Regions from separate parts of the Homo sapiens genome. Here all the other regions are linked to region 1. A link is a contact called in ENCODE Hi-C or POLR2A ChIA-PET data. All regions are on one chromosome and are shown on one strand. The core of a region is the stretch at or near the end of the contact, and the rest is flanking DNA. Distances in the headings are between cores, read along the strand shown. Region 1 holds the start of C10orf143 (chromosome 10 open reading frame 143). Region 2 holds the start of STK32C (serine/threonine kinase 32C). Region 3 holds the start of LINC02870 (long intergenic non-protein coding RNA 2870). Region 4 holds the start of INPP5A (inositol polyphosphate-5-phosphatase A).

Evidence for each region. A loop is a pair of places that touch in the nucleus more often than their neighbours do. ChIA-PET counts read pairs that join two places held with the same protein, here RNA polymerase II (POLR2A). Pooled maps may share reads with other maps.
Region 2: a loop to region 1 is called in a map of naive thymus-derived CD4-positive, alpha-beta T cell, with 13 times the contacts of the local background. The contact joins the promoter of STK32C here to the promoter of C10orf143 in region 1. A Hi-C loop is called at or near these places in 1 of 168 maps with a recorded cell type or tissue (naive thymus-derived CD4-positive, alpha-beta T cell), 1 of 37 single-sample maps with no recorded cell type and 8 of 50 pooled maps.
Region 3: a map of naive thymus-derived CD4-positive, alpha-beta T cell shows a loop between it and region 1 (15-fold over the local background). The contact joins the promoter of LINC02870 here to the promoter of C10orf143 in region 1. A Hi-C loop is called at or near these places in 2 of 168 maps with a recorded cell type or tissue (both naive thymus-derived CD4-positive, alpha-beta T cell) and 6 of 50 pooled maps. POLR2A ChIA-PET finds 5 or more read pairs at or near these places in 1 of 52 experiments (MCF 10A).
Region 4: a loop to region 1 is called in a map of naive thymus-derived CD4-positive, alpha-beta T cell, with 26 times the contacts of the local background. The contact joins the promoter of INPP5A here to the promoter of C10orf143 in region 1. A Hi-C loop is called at or near these places in 2 of 168 maps with a recorded cell type or tissue (CD4-positive, alpha-beta memory T cell and naive thymus-derived CD4-positive, alpha-beta T cell), 4 of 37 single-sample maps with no recorded cell type and 13 of 50 pooled maps.

What each region holds. Positions count from the first base shown.
Region 1 is chr10:130,109,191-130,113,410 of GRCh38, forward strand. C10orf143 (chromosome 10 open reading frame 143) reads right to left here and starts at 1,640. Exons shown (of 4, transcript NM_001355042.2): 1 at 1,514-1,640. The coding sequence starts at 1,582. It overlaps LOC102724883 (a long non-coding RNA gene), which reads left to right and starts at 2,103. Exons shown (of 3, transcript NR_188169.1): 1 at 2,103-2,926; 2 at 4,128-4,192. RefSeq lists enhancers at 1-104, 695-804, 965-1,144, 2,005-2,334, 2,815-2,944 and a silencer at 1,335-1,714.
Region 2 is chr10:132,306,262-132,310,628 of GRCh38, forward strand. STK32C (serine/threonine kinase 32C) reads right to left here and starts at 1,689. Exons shown (of 12, transcript NM_173575.4): 1 at 1,311-1,689. The coding sequence starts at 1,572. RefSeq lists a silencer at 1,513-2,162 and enhancers at 2,415-2,959, 2,960-3,502.
Region 3 is chr10:132,441,635-132,446,564 of GRCh38, forward strand. It overlaps LINC02870 (long intergenic non-protein coding RNA 2870), which reads left to right and starts at 3,555. Exons shown (of 3, transcript NR_149317.1): 1 at 3,555-3,644; 2 at 4,062-4,145. LINC03068 (long intergenic non-protein coding RNA 3068) reads right to left here and starts at 3,348. Exons shown (of 3, transcript NR_184030.1): 1 at 3,138-3,348; 2 at 627-709. RefSeq lists silencers at 2,095-2,144, 2,245-2,294.
Region 4 is chr10:132,535,569-132,539,986 of GRCh38, forward strand. INPP5A (inositol polyphosphate-5-phosphatase A) reads left to right here and starts at 2,219. Exons shown (of 16, transcript NM_005539.5): 1 at 2,219-2,603. The coding sequence starts at 2,529. LOC107984282 (a long non-coding RNA gene) reads right to left here and starts at 1,355. Exons shown (of 4, transcript NR_158224.1): 1 at 1,158-1,355. RefSeq lists a silencer at 1,240-2,339 and an enhancer at 3,120-3,169.

The DNA.
Region 1 (4,220 bases), core at 390-2,889:
CCCTGCCTGCACCCTGATCACACCTTTCATTTTCCAGGGCAGTGAAGTAAGGTCTCAACACATCAGCATAATCATGTCACTTTTCTGTTTGTTTTTCTGCCATCTGGTAGCACAGTAGCAGTGAGCCACCCTTGGCTATGCAGAGGAGGGTGACACCCAGGGGATGGTGTGAGGGGAAGGAACTTAGGTCCCCGCATATCCCCTGATCTGGGTACCACCAGCCCTACGCCTATATTTAGTGACCCTGGGCTCCACCCCACTGGACTGCTCACGTCCATGCTGTTCTGTGCAGGAGAATCAAACTTCCATCTTGTTAGGGCCAGCGTGCTTTGAAGGCTCTTGGTTACAAAAGCACCCTAACCTGCTATATTACTGTACTATACTATTACTATACTACATTACTATACCATATTATTACTATATTACTGGGGTAACCTGCACCCTAGTAATATAACAATTGGTACCTGGAGGAGGGGTGCGGCTGTGATAGAAACCTAAGTGGTACTGGCTTCACGGCCAGGCAGTGAGTAGTGAGGAAAGAGATGGTGCAGGGTAGAAAGCTAGTCATTCCCGCTACGCAGTAAAGACATCTAAAAAAATGCTGCCTGTATTAACTGGGAAGACGGATCCTGCACTTACCAAGCCTGTGTAGCTCTAGAAGAAAAAAAAAAGCAAATATGCGGTATGTTGGCTGCTCACTGCTGCCCCTAGCGAGGAACTTTGAAATAAACGAGGTTAAGTAAGAACTGGCCAATTTGCAAGCAGAGGTGGAAGATAAAATACAGGAATGCCAAGCAGCTCTGTCTTCCAGCTCCAATCCTGCAGTACTTCTTTCAGTGCCCCTAAGACGCTAAGCTCCTTCCTCCAACACTGTTTTTTGTCACCTCCCATCCTGCCTACCCCCGGTCATCCTTCAAGTCTCACACATACCTGACTTACCCACGCACCCTGGGATCTTGTGCAAGTCTCCCCATTACCATCTCATCTTACCCTCTGCTCATCAGTTAATGGACTCAGCCCAAGAAGCACTAACACGCTCAATGCCGGGTAATTTTCTGCGCGTGTTCGCTCCCCACGTACTCGTCCCCCAACACCCAGCCCTGGGCCTGGCACGTGGCAGGCGCTCAGTGAACGAGACTCAGGAACAGTCAGGTGTAGACGGCAGGAGAAGACATGACACGGATACCAAGCACCCGAGGTCCTGCAATGAGTCTCGGCCCATGTTTTAGGGAGCCTGGGTCTGGAGCCCCAGTGAGCGTGTGGGTCAGGAAGGTGCCCGAGCTCCGCGCCCGACCGCGCAGGCGCGAAACCGGGAGAGCGGCGTCACAACCCCGCCCTAACAGGCCACGCCCATCACTGGCCACGCCCTCCCAGGGACGTACGCGAGCGTGCGAGTGTCTTGGGCCAGGCCTCCTCACAGGCAGGGCCGCGCCGGCAAAAACGAGGCGCGGTGGGAACCCGCCCAGGGGCCATCCGCCCTCCCGTCCCTAACGCCCAGGCCCCGGGGGCTCACCACGTCCCCCGGAACCTGCAGATCCTCCGCCCTCCGCTGTCGCCAGCGGCCGAGCGCTAAGCTGTCCATGCAGCCCCAGGGTCAAACCCTCCCGGCATCTCAGGCCTGGCCGAGGCCCGCGCACCACGCCCCCTTCCGCACAAGGCCCTGGGGAGCCAATAAGGAGAGGGAGGGGCGGGACGCCGCGGGAAGCGCGAGAGCACCAAGGCGAGGACCGCAGGCAGGAGTAGCAGAGACCAGAGTCTTCTGAGACTATTGGGATGCTGTGGGCGTTGTCCGTCTGCCCCAAGTCATTACTTCGCAGAGAGGTCCCTGCATATCTCTGCTTGTCGCTTCTCCCTTCACAGGAGCAGCCGTGGGGCTCTAAAGAAAGCATTCTTTCAGGATCCCGCCAAACTTTTGACAACACCCCGTGGATCGGCTGGAGGAGCGCCCGCCTCCTCTGTCTTATGATTGGTTGTTAGGCCTCGTGGGGAGCCGTCTCCCTGTGGCTGGTTGGCTAATAGATGGCGCAGCGGGTCAATTAGCTTGAGCGAGACAGCGGGTGTTTCTGGGAGTTGTGGTCCGCAGGGCTGCCTCGCTTCCGGGTGGGAGCTGCTGTTGCCGCGGTGGGAAGACGCAGAGCTTTCAGGCCAGCCCCGCGCGGCTCACGGCTTTTGTGGCTGGTGGCTGGTGGCTGCTGGTTGGGAGGCCCCGGAAGGACTTCTACTCCTCCGTAGGCTGGAGGGCACTAGGAGGTCGCAGGTGCTGAGCTGCCGGGGCCTTTGGGCTGTGCTGAAGGGGAAAAGCGCAGCCACTGTCGGGAGTGTGTGCTGTGGAGGCAGTTGCCGCGGTGATGTTCGCTCCGCCTGGCCCCTGCCGGGGATTCAGCCAACCAACCCTCAACAGCCGGCGGCGGCTCAGTCTCTGGCCCGGCGCGGTGCTGAGCACCACTGAGCCCTCATCTTAGGGCACCGAGGCCCGGACTCCTGCAGCCGCATGTCCAGGCCCCTCCTGCCTTAGCACGGAGCTCCCTTGACTGCTCCAAACAGCCCAGACTGGCGCCTTTTTTGGATAAATTAAAACGGGGCCAATCCGTTGCCAGCGATTGGCTAACGATGGGTACACGACCTAGTACGGGCCAGGGAGAAGTAAGCGAGGTCTGTTGAGGCAGAGTTTCGGGAAAGATCTTCTAGTTAAAAGGGGAGTTGGGTGGGTGGGGGCTGTTTTCTTCCTGTTGTCCTTGCCCAGTGTAAGTTTCCTGGAGCTGCAGCAGCCTTTTTGTCACCATGAGGGCAGCTGGTGGGAACCCTAGGAAAGCAGGAAATCACCTAGAGCCGGAACAGCCTGAGCCTCTGAACCAACCCACAGCTGACTACCCGTCACTTTGTCGTGTCTCTGTGATTTGAGTCCATCATTCTGCTGCAGTTGAAGGTATCCTTTGACAAAGCCCTGTTCTTAACCATTATGGTGAAACGCATGAATCCCTCTTCGGGCTATTTGCTGCATGATCCTCAGCAAATTAAATAGTTAATCTCCCTCAGTTTCCTCATTTATAAAGGATAGGATGATAAAGCATAGAGATCGTGAGGATTACATGAGGCATTTACCTAGAAGATACTTAGAACAATGCTGGACACAAACTAAGTACTTAACAAATGTAACATTTCTCCTATTAGTTAGTACTCCTAAGACTAATTATGCCACCACTGATTCACAGTCCCTTATCAAAAACCTTTCAGGCCAGATGTGTTTGTGAAATTCAGAATTTTTTGAATGTTTAAAAAAGGTGAGATATATTGTATGCCCCCGTAGTCAAACAATGTTTCTATAGCAGAAATGTGTGAGTATTCACAAATATTCACCCTAAGTGGGATATATAAAGGTTGTAAATAGGGCCAGGCACAGTGGCTCATGCTTGTAATCCCAGTACTTTGGAAGGCCAAAGCGGGAGGATTGCTTGAACCCAGGAGTTTGAGACCAGCCTCGGCAACACAGTGAGACCCCCGTCTCTACAAAATAAAAATAACAAAATTAGCCGGGCACTATGGCGCCCACCTGTAGTACCAGCTACTCAGAAGGCTGAGGTGGGAAGATTGCTTGGGCCTGGAAGGTTGAGGCTGCAGTGAGTTGGCTGTGATCACACCACAGCACTCCAGCCTGGCCAATAGAGTGAGACCCTGTCTCAAATAAAATAAATACAATAAATAAATAAAGGTTGTAAATAGTCTCATATCAGTTCAAATGAGTTTACTCCAAGCGTGGGGAAAAACTAATTTGGAGGACTTTCTGCATTTCAGAATTGAAAATAAGGTATGTTGTAGGCCTCTCAAAATGCTTGTCTTGCAGTTTAGATTAGATGACTTGCTTTGTTACCCACTTTTGATTCGCTGGCCTTTATACTGATGGCTGCTTTTCAGATGTGTATAAGAACAAAATTTCAACAAATTTAGTTTCAAAGATCTGATTGGTTTTTAATAGCATTGCATGCACCAGGCAGTCTACAAGATAGAAAGGTGCTCCAATGAGGACCGAGTGGGTGAGTTTGACAGGCAGGAAAAAGTGGAGGAAAGCAGGAAGAATGAACAAATAGCAGATCAGTCATTTCAAGGTTACTTTCCTTATAGAGGTGTAGACGAAATCTTGGTGTAATGTAATTTGGCTTTCATCCCTCTCCTGATTTCTCAGAAGATCTTACAAGTAAGCAACCCAGGTTTCAGTTTGGTAG
Region 2 (4,367 bases), core at 439-2,938, 2.2 Mb after region 1:
ACCCGCAGCCAGAAACGAGAGGCAAATCTGCCTCCTGATCAGCTCCTAGTTCACTCTGGGCTTTCTTTACTTTGAATATTTATGTTAAAAACAAAAACATTTCTCAAACATTCACCATCGTGAGTTCTGCTGTCCCGAAGTTCAGGACACAGTGACGGGCCACCCTGGAGCGTGTGGGGCCTGGTGTGGCTGGGCCTTCAGCCCTCCTTCTAGGCAGCACACCATGAATCCCCGGTGCCGTCTCCCGGAGGAACGGCGGTGCACGGCCCCACACTCACCAACGCCGGCCTGAGGTCGTATTACTGTAATTTCCCATAATGCTTAAATTATTTATCGCAAGTAAATAGCCTGGCTCCTGAGCGCTGGGCTCTAAAATTTTGAAGGATCCATCATACCTCTGCACGCTATCTATAAATGAAAAATGCACATTTCAAGTATTTTAAGAAAATGTCAAAAAACATGAAATGTGTCATCAATGTACGATTTTAAATGATTTGCATGTTACCTGTAGAAAAGAGCTGTATGTCTGCATGTGACTGTATTACAGTGCCCACAGGCAGACGCGGCACCACATCTCCCTGCAGGTGATAATTCGGGGGTCCCCGGGGCCCCCTGGCACCCCGGGAGGTGTCCCTGCAGGCCTGTCCCATGTCACCTCACCTGCCTTCTCTGCTTTCTATGGCGCCCACGGCTGCACGGTCACTCAGGAGACACCAGTCCCCGGGGTTGGCGGCTTTATCTACAGGACTCAGCAGCGCACTCGTTCCTGGCAGGGCAGGTCTTTGCACAACGGCCTGGCCCTGCCTCCAGCGCACATGGGTGAGCAGAGGATGGACACCGCGCGGTCACCAAGGAGACTGAGCCTCTGAGCGGCCGGGCCCCGCCACCTGTGGGGCAGGAGCCTCACTCGCACTCGGGCGGCACAGGTGAGCGCCTCTCTAACTGCAAAGTACAAACGAGCCCGCACGTGGGCCCGAGCGGATCACGGAAAGCGGAAAGCAGGGCTGCCACGGGCGGTGGGCGGAGGCGCGCGCAAGCCCGGAGACGCCACAGCCGCGGGGGACCCTCGCCCCGAGGGCCCGGGCCCAGCCTGCTCCTCCTGCGGCGCCGCCACTAGAAACGGAGGACGCGGGCGGGCGCCCAGAACTCGCGTGGGGCCGCAGCCACCCGGCGCGAGCTTCTCCGGAAGCCGGGGCGCCCCGGGAAGCCGTCCCGGACACCGGGGGAACCCCTGCGGGAAAAAGCCGCCCAGCCGCGCCCGCCCCTGCAATAGCGCGCGGCCCCCACGTCGTCCCCGTGCCCGCACTCACCGTCCTCCTTGTCGTCAAACACCGGCCTCCGCGCGGTGGCCGCCGACATGGACGAGCCCATCCTCTTCTTCCACTTGCTCCACTGAAACAGGGGGCGCGGCTGCGAGCGGACATCGCCCGAGTCCCGGGCCCGGGGCTGGCCAGCAGCGGGCGGCGGCAGGGCCGAGGGCGCGTCGGAGCCGGCGGGGCGCGCGCGGCCGGGGGGCGGCGAGCCCGGGGACGCCGCGGCGCTGCTGCCCCTGCGCTCGGCGCCACTCCTCATCGCCGGGTCTGGGTGCGCGCGGCAGCCGGAACTCGGGGCATGGCCGGCCGGCAGGGCCGGGAGCGGCAGTGGTAGCGGGAGCGCTCGGGGCCGGCAGCGCCCGCCGTGCGCTCTTCTGGGCGGTGGAACCCGCCCCGTAGATTGCGAGCGCTGGGGGCGGGGCAGGGGCGGGGCTTCTGGAAGGGGCGGGGGCGGGGCGGAGCTCCTGGAAGGGGTCGAGGCGGAGCTGAGCGCCGGGGCGTGGCAGGTGCGGAGCTTCGGGAAGGGTAGGGGCGGGGCCGAGCCGGGGGCGGGGCAGGGGCGGGGCTAGTGCCTGGAGTGTCGCTAGGGAGTGGGTGGCCGCCACCAGTCTAGGGATGGGGGCTGTGGTTCGCCGGGACACGGGGACCACGGCTCAGACTAGACGGCGGGTACGAGAGCGAGGGAGGCAGGGAGCGTCCCCACGGGTATCCTGGGGCCCCGGAGGTCGGCGTCCCTGGCACGGGGACTGCTGTGCCCGGCACGGCGGCGGGACCTTCTCGCGGTCTCCGGGGGCCTCCCTCCCCTGCCTTCTTCGTGAAAACAGCCGGCGCGCGGGCTTCCGCCGCCCAGTGCGGGGAGCCCTAAACTCCAGCCTTCTGCTTTGCGCAGGGTGAGGCCGGGCTGCAGGCCCGGGATGCGGGCGGCGGGAATCTGCCGGGCAGAGCCCGGCTCACGGTCAGGAGGCGGCAGGCTGAGTCCAAGCGCTGCGCCAGAGGGTGGGGTGGGGCAGGGCGGGCCTGGCTGCGCGCGCGCACACGCGGGCGCCTGGGGTGGGCGCTAAGCCCTGAGCACGTGCGCCCGCGCTCTCGGGCACCCCCGTGCCATCCTCGCGACCCCCGTCCGGCCTGAGACCGCGTGCCCGAGTCGCCCAGGGTCCCCTTGTCCAGATGCGACAGGGGCCTCGGCACTCGGCGTATTTCGGAGGCCTGGGGCGCGGCTTGACCTCCGGGCACCTCTGCCCCTGCGCAGGGCCAGGCGCGACCTTGCGCGGAAAGTGCTGGGCGCCTTGGAGTGCCCTGGAGAAGGCGCGGCTCTGCATGGAGCCTCGCCGCCTGCCCCTGGCGCTTGTCACTGAAGAATCAGTTTTTGCTACCGGGCTGTTTGACTTTAGGAAGCCTTTACCTCCTTAAGTTCTGCCCTGTAACCAGGACACAAAGACGGGGTCTCTTCCTCCTCGGTGAAATCCTAGATGGGATTTCCTGCTGCCCGCCCGGACGATGAGCGGATCCCCAACATGGCTCCAAGGCCAGTGTCTCCCGCTCCCGTCCCTCCCACCGCACACAACTGTCTACCCTGTCATTCAGCCACTGTGAGCCCTGCCTCCCCACGGCCTTTGACATTCAGTGTGGCCGCCCGCCCTAACCGCCTGATGCATGAAATGTGAGCACGGGAAGTCTGTGTGGCTTCTGGGCCAACAGGAGCCCCCATCCCTTGGGGACTATAAGGAATGGAACCATGCCCATCTACCTAGGACATGCACCCGCCTGGACATGCACCCGCCTGGACATGCACCCGCCTAGGACATGCACCCACCTGGACATGCACCCGCTTAGGACACATGGCATGCATTTCACTACTGAGATTTAGAGGGTATTTTTATGGCAGCATAACCTAGGTTACCTGACCAACCAGCCACCGCAGCTCTCCCTGCCTGGCTAGCACAAACGCATCGGTCTCTAACTTCCAGTGCACAGAGCCGAGTTTTCAGCCCTTGCAGCTGCGAAGCTCTGTTCCCTGCTCTCCCTCAAAGTTGCCATTCTCCAGCAGGCACGCAGAAGGCAGTGGGTTCAGCACCTGCCTCAGAGGAAGCCCTCGGTGCCCATCCCAGCAGGAGTGGTGAAGGAGCGTTTGGAAGGGGAGGTACCAAGGCAGGGCAGTGCCTGGAACCCTGCGTACCCGGTGCACACATCAGACTCCCCAGGGCTCCTCCCAAAACACGCAGCCTCTGAACTTACATCATCGCCTCTCCTCCTCTCCCTCTGACCCCTAAAAGTGGCAGAAAAGGAATAAAAGATATAACGTCCCCACCACCACCTAAGAGGGAACAGGAGAAGGGAAGACATGTTAATAGACTTCAGACAGCAGGTAGAAAGCTGACTCTGAAGATTGGAGAGGCTGAGGACCTGCAGGTAACCAGGACCCCAAAAGGCGGGAGAATGTGAATACAGCCAGAGCCCAGGACGCCTCCCCGGCCCGGGCAGTTGGGGATGGACAGTCCTCTGGTCTGAGGGTCCAAAGGGGCTCTTGACCTAGGGATACCAAGTCCTGCAGAAGACAAGAGTGCAGGGGGGCAGAGGGGTTCATGGGGACATCTGCACACTTAACTAGGAGACCCTCCAACCTCACCCTTGCTGTGAGCCTCAAACACCAAGCCAGGCACCTGCCTCTCAGTCAGGAAACAGGAAGGATCTGTAGGGAAACAGCAGCTCCCAAAAGAATGCCGGGTCCTAAGATTTGGCCAGTGCAGATCAGCCCTGGAGGGGCCTGTGGGCTCAGGGCACAACTCTTGTACTGTCCAGGTGCAACTCTTGTACTGTCCAGCCACGGCTCAGGGTCCAGGCAAACACAAGACTGAGCGTTAAGAGGTGCACAGTGTAGGCATGAGACAGGAGGGGTCAGGAACTGCTGTCCCCAAGAGGATGCCAACCCCTGGTGCCTCATGGGAGGTAGCTCTGAAGTTCTAGGGGGATGCTGGGAGGGACTGAGGCTGGGACAGAGTCAGCTGTGGATGGGAAGGGGCAGTGAGGCCAGTAGAGAATTCCTGAGTTCCCCTG
Region 3 (4,930 bases), core at 2,305-4,804, 2.3 Mb after region 1:
AGAGCAGAAATGGAATTTAAAGCGAAGGTGGGTAAAACCCCGAATTCTCCTGATCCCAGATTTCTTTTTCTTTTTTAAGCTTATTTGCTTATTACAAAATGAATCCACTCTTTTTACAGAACAATTACAAAATATTGACAGCCAAGCATGGTATCCTAAACCAGCCCATCCCTCACACATTCAGGGGCAGCTCCTGTTAACCCGGGGTTCCCTCCTCAGGGCTGTTAGCAGGTGCGTATGCATGTGAGTGTGGGTGTGCGTGTGTGCATATGAGTGTGCATGTGCGTATGTGCACGTGTGACTTGCGTGAGTGTGCATGTGCGTGTGCGTGTGTGCACGCATGTGTGTGTGAATGTAGGAGCGCATGTGTGCATGTATGTATGAGTGCATTGCATGTGTGCACGTGTGTGTGCATGTGTGTACGTATATGTGTATGAGTGTGTGTGTGCACGTGTGTGTGCATGTGCGTGTGTGCGCATGCATGTGAGTTTAGGAGTGCATGTGTGCATGTATGTGTATAAGTGGGCATGTGAGTGTATGAGTGTGCATGTGTGTACATGTGTGTGTTTACGCATGTGTATGCATGTGTGCGTGTGTATTCTTAACCCAAGGGAGGCACTGCTTACCACTGGATCATAACCAGATGTTTAACCAGTCTTCAGAGGGAGGACATTTAGGTTCTTTCCAAATGCAGCACAGAGCAGGGGCGCTGGGGAAGGGGAAAGGAAAAAGAGCTCAGCGCAGGGAACTCGTGATCTTGTAGAGACAAACGGAAACATTCACACACCAAGGGACAGCAGCAGAATGGAGGGGCTGAAATGGGGGGGCCGGAATGGGGGGGGCAGATGGGGGATTGGAATGGGGGGGCCAGAATGGAGGGGCCAGAATGGGGGGCCTGGAATGCGGGGGCCGGAATGGGGGGACCGGAATGGGGGGGCTGGAATGGGGTGCCGGAATGGGGGGGCCGGAATGGGCGGGGGGCCAGGACGGGGCGGCCGGCATGAGGTACTAGACTCTTCCTTAAGTGGGGTGGGACACATCCACAATAAAATGTTTAAAAAGAAGGAAAAGGACCAGGGCACTTCAGAAAAAATGAAGGAAGCCACATGGGAGACGTCACAAGGCATTGCCCACCCCTTGCCCACCCCGTGGGCTCCCAGCCAGCAGGCAGGGCAGGGTGCACACTTCCTCCTGCCTCCCCGAGGTCCCCGGGGCTGACCACAGGTTCACATGGGCAGCGAGGTGGTCGCAGGAGGACGGGGCCTGGAGATCCAGCCCCAGATGACACTGCAGGCCCCGGCAGGGGACGGTGCCACCCTCACCTCTGCCTTCTTGCCTCTGCTCTGCCTGGCCCATGGCTCTGTAGGCCTCCGTCCTCTAAGGACTCAAATTTTTTAATATAAAAATAAGTTGCAGGCCGGGTGTGGTGGCTCACACCTGTAATCCCAGCACTTTGGGAGGCCGAGGTGGGCAGATTACCTGAGGTCAGGAGTTCAAGACCAGACTGGCCAATATGGTGAAACCCTATCTCTACTAAAAACACAAAAATTAGCTGGACATGGTGGGGGACGCCTTTAGTCCCAGCTACTTGGGAGGCTGAGGTAGGAGAATTCCTTGAGCCCAGGAGACGGAGGTTGCAGTGAGCTGAGATCGTGCCACTGCACTCCAGCCTGGGCAACAGAGTGAGACTCTGTCTCAAATAAAATAAAATAAGGCCAGGTGCGGTGGCTCACGCCTGTAATCCCAGCACCTTGGGAGGCCAAGGCAGGTGGATCACGAGGTCAAGAGACTGAGACCATCCTGGCTAACACGGTGAAACCCCATCTCTACTAAAAATACAAAAAATTAGCCAGGCGTGGTGGCGGGCGCCTGTAGTCCCAGCTACTCGGGAGGCTGAGGCAGGAGAATGGCGTGAACCCGGGAGGCGGAGCTTGCAGTGAGCCGAGATCACGCCACTGCACTCCAGCCTGGGCGACAGAGCGAGACTCCGTCTCCAAAATAAATAAATAAATAAAATAAAATAAAATAAAAAGTTGCAGTGTCAGCAATGAGTTAGCTCTTTAATGGGGGCTTTTTTAAATGAATATTTCTCAGCTGTTGGTGAGCTCAGCTGAGGGAGGGCGGGCGCCACGGGTCCCTGACTCAGACCTGACTGTGGGGCTGGGACACGACTGCCCCTAGTGGGAGCAAGGCCCAACGGTTGGGGGGTGCCCAGCGCCCAGCCAGCAGCTGGGGTGTCTGTGGGGGCTCCCCCATCGCCCTCCCCTCCCCCTTCCCTTCCTTCCCTCTCCTCTCAACCCCCACTCCCCTCACACCTTCCCCTCCCCCTCACTCCTCTCCCCTCTCCTCAGGGCTCCCTGGCTTCCTGCCTCACCCTTCCCCTCCCCCCACTCCCCTTCCTCAGGGCTCCCTCCCCTCACTCCCTCCCCACTCACTCCCTCTCCCCTTCCTCAGGGCTCCCCGCCTCACTCCCTCCCTGCTCACTCCCCTCCCCTTCCTCAGGGCTCCCCACCCCCCCACTCCTCCTCCCCTCTCCTCAGGGCTCCCCCCCTCACTCCCACTCACTCTCCTCCCCTCTCCTCAGGGCTCCCTCCCTCCTCACTCCCTCCCCGCTCACTCCCCTCCCCTTCCTCAGGGCTCCCTCCCCCCTCACTCCCTCCCCCGCTCGCTCACTCCCTCTCGCCTCTCCTCAGGGCTCCCCGGCTTCCTGCCTCTCTGAATTCCTCCTCCAGACCCTCAAGGCTCCCTGCTCATTCCCTCTGGGGTCCTGAGGTCTCCAAGGGCCACTCTGGCTTCCCCCCTGCAGACCCACCCTCCTAGGGGAACAGGGTGACCCCACACAGACACTGATGGGACAAGAGAACCAGCCCTGCAGAAAGCCTCCAGGTGAGGCTGACAGTGCTGGTCCTGTGACGGGGAAGCAGGTGAGAGCCATCTCTGGCCTCAAGGCTGATCAGCAGCCCCCAAGGTGTCCTCTGCAGAGAGGGCCAGCCTCAGGCCTGCCACCCCGTAGACCACAGGGACCTGTCCTGAGATTCCTCCATTTCTGAGCACCAGCCTAGGAAATGATGGAGGGTCTGGCCCCCAGGCCCAGACCCCCAGGCCCCCTGCCCCCGTCTAGGTCCCCAGGTACTTGCAGAAAAGAAGGGGTGAGCACAGCCTTCTGTAAGGGGGCGCCCGAGTCCTGGCCAAGGTGGCCGCCCACCCTGGGGCTCCAAGGTCCAGGCAGCCACCTCTTCGGTCTCTGCCCTTAATGTGGGGCAGAGTGGCAGGTCAGAGCCCCGGCCCTGGCCCCGGCCCCAGCCCCAGCTCCTCCTCAGCCACAGGGGCATCTCCAATTCCTGAAATAATTCAGTTCCCTCTCCTGGGCACCTCTAGAGCCCAGCTGGGCCCAGGGTGTGTTCTGCAGTTGTGGGGGTGGGGGGGAGGATTTTGCAACCCTACCCTCTCTGCAGGGTACCTCCGGTGGCTCTGGCCTCTGGGCCCCATGCTGTGCCAGACACACAGAGAGGCTCAGCCAGTTATTTCCAAGAGGCCAGGCAGGCAGGAGAGGCCCAGGATCTGCCAGGACTGGGAAGGGAGGCAGGAGGCTTCTCTGGGTATAAAGCAGCTGAAATGTGGAGTTTCCTCCCAGGAGCTGAGAGGTAGCTGCAGGGCGAGCCCTGGGGGAAGTGTGCAGCCGCTGGAGCTCCGTCCTGGGCAGGGGTGGTCACGGCTTGAGGATGGCAAGGGCTGATGCCTTGTTTGCTTTTAAAATTGTTGCTATTTGCTGTAGTTCCCCTGTTATTCCTAAACTCTCAGGAAGCACCTACTGGCCTCAAGGTAGTCTCGCTTATGGGGCTGGGGATGAAGAAGAGTGGGGTGTGCAGGTGGGCAGAGCTCCAGCGGCAGGAGGCTGAGGGCGGGCTGGGGAGTAGCAGCAGGGGATGGGCACGAGGCCCCTTCGGTCCTCCTGCAGCTGTTTTAATGTGGCGTTTTGGAAAGAGCCGCACCCCGTGGGTGCCTATGGGAAGGAGGCGTCTTAGTCACATGCCCCTAACGATTGCGGCGTTTCTCTACAGCGTGTCCATGGGCCCAGTGCCTGGCGTGTCCTCCCTGGGAGCTTGCTGGACGCATGACCAGGATTCTGGGAGGGCAGAGGACAGGTGGGTCCTGGTGGTAGGTCAGCTGCTGAGTTTCCCTATGACGTTTGTTCCGCTGGTGCCCAGAGCCCCTTCAAGGTGTCCATCATCAGGGGAGAAGTGGCGCCACAAACTGCCTTTTAACCCTGGGGTCCTGCCAAGAGGTCTGGGGTGTCCTGGGGCCTGTGGCCTGGGCTGCAAGTGCAGCCAGTTCCCTCAGGGCATGGCCACCAGCCCTGGGCTCCCGTGCCCGGGTTTCCCTGCCTGCCTGGCTGGTCAGAGGAGGGAGTCCCTCTATCCACTCTGCCCCACATTAAGGGGAGAGACTGAAGAGGTGGCTGCCTGGACTGTGGAGCCCCAGGGTGGGCGGCCACCTTGGCCAGGACTCGGGCGCCCCCTTACAGAAGGCTGTGCTCACCCCTTCTTTTCTGCAAGTACCTGGGGACCTAGACGGGGGCAGGGGATGCCCAAAAGGGCCTAGACACCTTCCATGGCAGCCGCCATCACAGGGTCTGTGGGAGGGCGTGTCCTCCCTTCCGCAGGCCTGGTGGGCAGCGAGGCCGTGCAGCTGCGACCCACCCTCACATCCGGGCCGGGAGCGGACTGAGGCCCAAGGCTGAGCCTCCACTCTGGACCTGGGACGTCTGGGCAGAGGAGCCCCGTGGTGGGGCCAGGGCGAGGGCATAGGGGCCTCAGGGTGGGCCCTGGGTACCCTTGACCTGCAGAGGCGTGTGGGGAGGTTCCAGCAGCTTCTTGGAGAGGCCCGGGGTAGAAGCACTAGCAGGTGAGCTATTGTGGGCCTTGGCGAG
Region 4 (4,418 bases), core at 969-3,468, 2.4 Mb after region 1:
TGGCTGGCGAGGAGAGGAGGAGGGGGGAGCAGGGAGGGCACAAGGGGTGGGGGACGCTGCCTCAGCCGGGTGTGAGGGCACAGCCTGCGGGGAGAAGTGAGGAGGCAATGTCCCTTCTCAGAAAGCACGTTCCAGGGATCAGTGACACCCCCACATTTGGTTTCTACTAAGGGTACCCTTAGCATGTGCTGATTTTGTTAAAAAGAAAAATAAGCGACTACATCAGTCAGCTTCAGCTGCTGTAGCGAAATATCACAGGCTGGGAGGCTGAAACAAGACTTTTACTTCTCACAGTTCTGGGGGCTGGAAATCCAAGATCAAGTTCCAGCAGCGTTGGATTTCTGGTGCAGGGTTTGTGGCTGGCTGGGGTGAAGCTTCCCACTGTGCACTCACACTGCCACTTCTTTTGCACATGTAAGGGTGGGGACAGCACTGAGCCCTTTCTATTAAACACTAGCCCTATTGCACGACTTAACATTAAACACCAGCCCTACTGCACGACTTAACATTAATTACCCCCGCTAGCCCACCTCCGAATACAGTCACATTGGAGGTTAGGGCTTCAACCCATGAATTTGCGGGGTGGGGTGGGGTGGGGCGGGCGGAATTCAGTCTGTAGCAGGCACCTACTGACTAAAGTAGACATTGGTTTATACATCAAATGGATTTTGCTGGAGTCCTGCTCAGCGGTGGCCGTAAGGAGGAACCCTGGGGGTGTTAACACAAGCCAGTGATGCGGCCTCAGCACAGGCCTGGGGCCCGAGCCTGCAGCACCATTCCTGCCGCCCCGCCCTGGCAGCAGGTGTCTTCCTAGAACAGAACAAGCCCCTTTTGATGTCATTGGGCATTGCCTTGGCGGTTTACTCAGAAGCTGGAGGCTAGCCTCGCTAGAGCCCATTGCCAGGCCCTGACCGCCCCTAAATCTGTGTCCACAAAATCCTCCGGAGTGCCTGCTCCGCATGGTGGCCACTGGCCACACAGGGCTGCTGAGCACTGGAAGCGGCCTTGTGAGCTGCTGCCAAGAGGCAGGTGCCCGTGCAAAGCCTTCCTGTGAAGGAATCTCACTGAGGTTGTTAAATTCTGGTTACATGTTGAATGATGTATCTATCTATTGGGTTAAGTAAAACGTATTGTTAACTTTGGCTATTACTTGTTACCTTTAAAAAATGTAGCTACTGGAAGCTTTAAGATGACAAATGTGGTTCTCCTCCTCCATCTACAGGCATGTCCCGGTTCACGGCGGCTGTGTCCCCGCGGCCTCAGACCCAGGGTCCAGCCCATGCTCTGGCCCCTCCGGCGGCCAGGATCAGCATCGCTGCCCCGGGGCCCGCGCCGAGCCGGCTGCTCCTCCGTGCTCTGCGCTCCTGGGCCCGCACCAGCCCCCTCCCCTGGAGCCCCCTTCGTCCCTGCGAGGGTTCCCTGCACGCCCCGCGCTGAGACCCAGCCTGGCCCGGGCCGGAGCCCTCCGCGACGTCAGGATGCGCCTGGCCTCACGCCGCCTCCCCTCCGTCTTCTCTGGGCCGCAGCCGCTCCTCGTGAGTGAGGTCGCGGCCAGGGAGCCGGGTGGACGCGCCGGGAAGCTGCACGGTCCACGCTCCGTCTGCGCGGAGAGCCGGGCGCGCGTGGCCCGGCCCCTGCAGGCGCGACTGCCGCCGCCCCGGTGGGCTCCCCTCCCCCGCACGCCCGGCACGCGGCTGGACGACTGCGGCCGCGCGGGGGCTGGAACATCCCCTCAGAGCCGCAAGAGAGCGCACCCGCCGCCGGCGCCCGGAACCCAGGGCCCCTTTAAGAGGCGCCGCCGGAGCAGGGCCGTGACGTCATAGAAGTGCGAAGGGCGGAGTCTGTGCGCAGCCGCGGCGCGGGGGGCGGGGCGGGGGCGCGGCGTTCTTGCGGGCCTGACTGACAGGAGCGCCCTCCGGGAGCGACCAGTACTAGGCCGCCGGTCGCAAGAGCGCCCCGCGTAGGCCCCGCCCCGAAAGGAGGCCCCGCCCCGGGGCAGGCCCCGCCTCCACAAGGACACCAAGTCCCGCACAAGCCACGCCCCCCGCAGGCCCCGCCCCACTCTGTTCAGATCTAGGCCCAACTCAGGCTCCGCACCTCAAGGCTCCGCCCCCAGCAAGGCTCCGCCCCAGGCCCGGCTCCACCCCGCACAGGCCCCACCCCGAGTCAGGCTCCGCCCCGCCCAGGCCCCGCCCCGGGCTCGGCTCCGCGGGGCGGGACTTGCCCTCAGCCTGAGTCGGCGGCGGCTGCGGGAACTTTCCCAGCGGATCTAATGGCTGCGCGCGGGCCGCTGTGAGGCGCGGCGGCGAGCGACGGGCGCGGGGCCGCGGAGCAGCGAGCGAGCGAGCGAGCGCGAGGCCGGAGCCCCGGCCAGGCCCGGCCGACCCGCCGAGCCCGCGATGCGCCCCGGGGCCGCCCCCCGGCGCAGCTGACGCCCCGCGGCCCCGCGAAGACCCCGGCCGGCCGGTCCCGGAGGAAGCGGCCGCCGCCGCCGCCGCCCAGCCCAGCGCCCGCGCCGCCCGGGCACCATGGCGGGGAAGGCGGCCGCCCCGGGCACCGCGGTGCTGCTGGTCACGGCCAACGTGGGCTCGCTCTTCGACGACGTAAGTCCCCCGTGCCGGCGGCAGGCCCCAAGCCCGGAACCCCCGACCCTGACCCCGGGGTCCCGAACTGCAAGCCTTGGACCCTGGACCGTGAACCTCCAGACCCAGAGGCCCCAGACTCTGATCCCTGTACCCGGGACCCCAGACTCCTGTCCTGATTCCCAAGTCTGGGAGCCCAGACCCCTGTCTTGATCCCCAAGCCCGAGACCTGAAGACCTGGGCCCTGAATCCCCGAACCCCATCCTCCAGACTCCAGCAGCTGACCGTTGACCCTGGGACCCTGCCTCTGAACTCCTGTCTGCAAATCCTGACCTCGAAACTCCAATATTAAAACCCTGTCAGAACCCCTGTTAACAGTTCCTGGAACCCAAACCCCAGAAACCGGGTCTGTGCGCACCAAACCCAGCCCCAGCCCTGATTTCCGAATCCTCAGAACCCTGGCCCTGGAATGCCCATCCCCAACCCTGGCCCTGAACCCCAGGTCCATGGTCACTGGAACCACAAATCCTGACTGCAGAACTCTGGTTACAGAACCTGCTCTCAAACGTCTGTCTCTGGTCCCTGAGCCCTGGACCCCAAACCCTGAAACATAACCACAAACCCTAACCCAGGAACTTCTGACACAGGGCTGTGGCCCCAACCTCCTGTCCCTGTTCCCCAATCACTGAATTCTAGCCCTAGAATCCCAGCCTTCATACTGTGGCCCTTTGCCTCTAAAGCCAATCTAGCCTGACTCTGAACCCTGAATTTCAACCTCAGGCCCCAGCTTATGGCCCTGAACACTTGTCCTTGACCCCTGAACCTGGAACCCTGGTTCCAGAATCAGGCCCCAAACCCAATTCTGGACCCTGCCCCTAACTCTGGTTCCTAGATCCCATCCTTGGCCCCTTCCTCCAACAAGCTCCTGCCCCTGAATCCTGAATCCTGAATCCTGGTCTTAAAGCCTGGGCCTTGAGCCTGCAGAATTCCCAAACCCTAACCCTTGACTCCCACCCCTGGCCCCTGTCCTCTGAGCCTAGGCCCTCCACTCTGGCTGTCAGCCCCAGCTCCTGGATGCCTGGGTGCCGGCCTCACTGTCTGTCTGTCCCTGCAGGGCCAGAGGGTAGGGTGCCCCCATTTAACCCTGCCACTTAGTATCTCTTTAGTTCGTAAATAAGGGAAGTCTGTAAAGCACTGTAGGACTTTATATTTCTTGTTTATTGAAGAAAAAGATGCTGAGAAGCTCTTCAGGGCCAGAAAGGGGATGCTGACTGCCTATGGCCTTTACCTTCTAGGGCCCCTCCCACCCAAGCCTCATTCCCACCCAGGATCCCAGGGTGCCCCCATCTCTGGAGAGACCAGGGAGCTGAGGCCCAGGGCGCACTGGGAGCTCCCCAGAGGCAGGCCGGTCTGACCTAGTTTGGCGTTTCAGCCACGGTGCCACCCTGCTGTTGGTACTCCTGCTGCCAACCCAAATAAAGCAGAGTGAGGCTCCAAGTGGCCCAGATGGAGGCCGTGGAGCCACGGACGCTCCCTCCCTCCCTCCCTCCCTCCCTAGGTGAACAGTGGGGCACCGCACCAGCTTTATGACGGATGTGTGCCACTGATGCACGCGTGGTTTCCATTTCAGGAGGAGGTCTTGTGTCTTTGCTGGCAGCAAGCATGGGTGAAGTGTTTGATGAAGCTCAGTTCATGCACAGGCTAGGTTTGGTTTTTATTAACAAAAGGCGCTGTTTTTCTGTTTTTCTTATTTTAACTTCCAGGTGCCCATGTATTATACTGACCTGCTGGGGAGGAACTGGTTTTCCTCACACTTTATTATTAACAACTTCATCT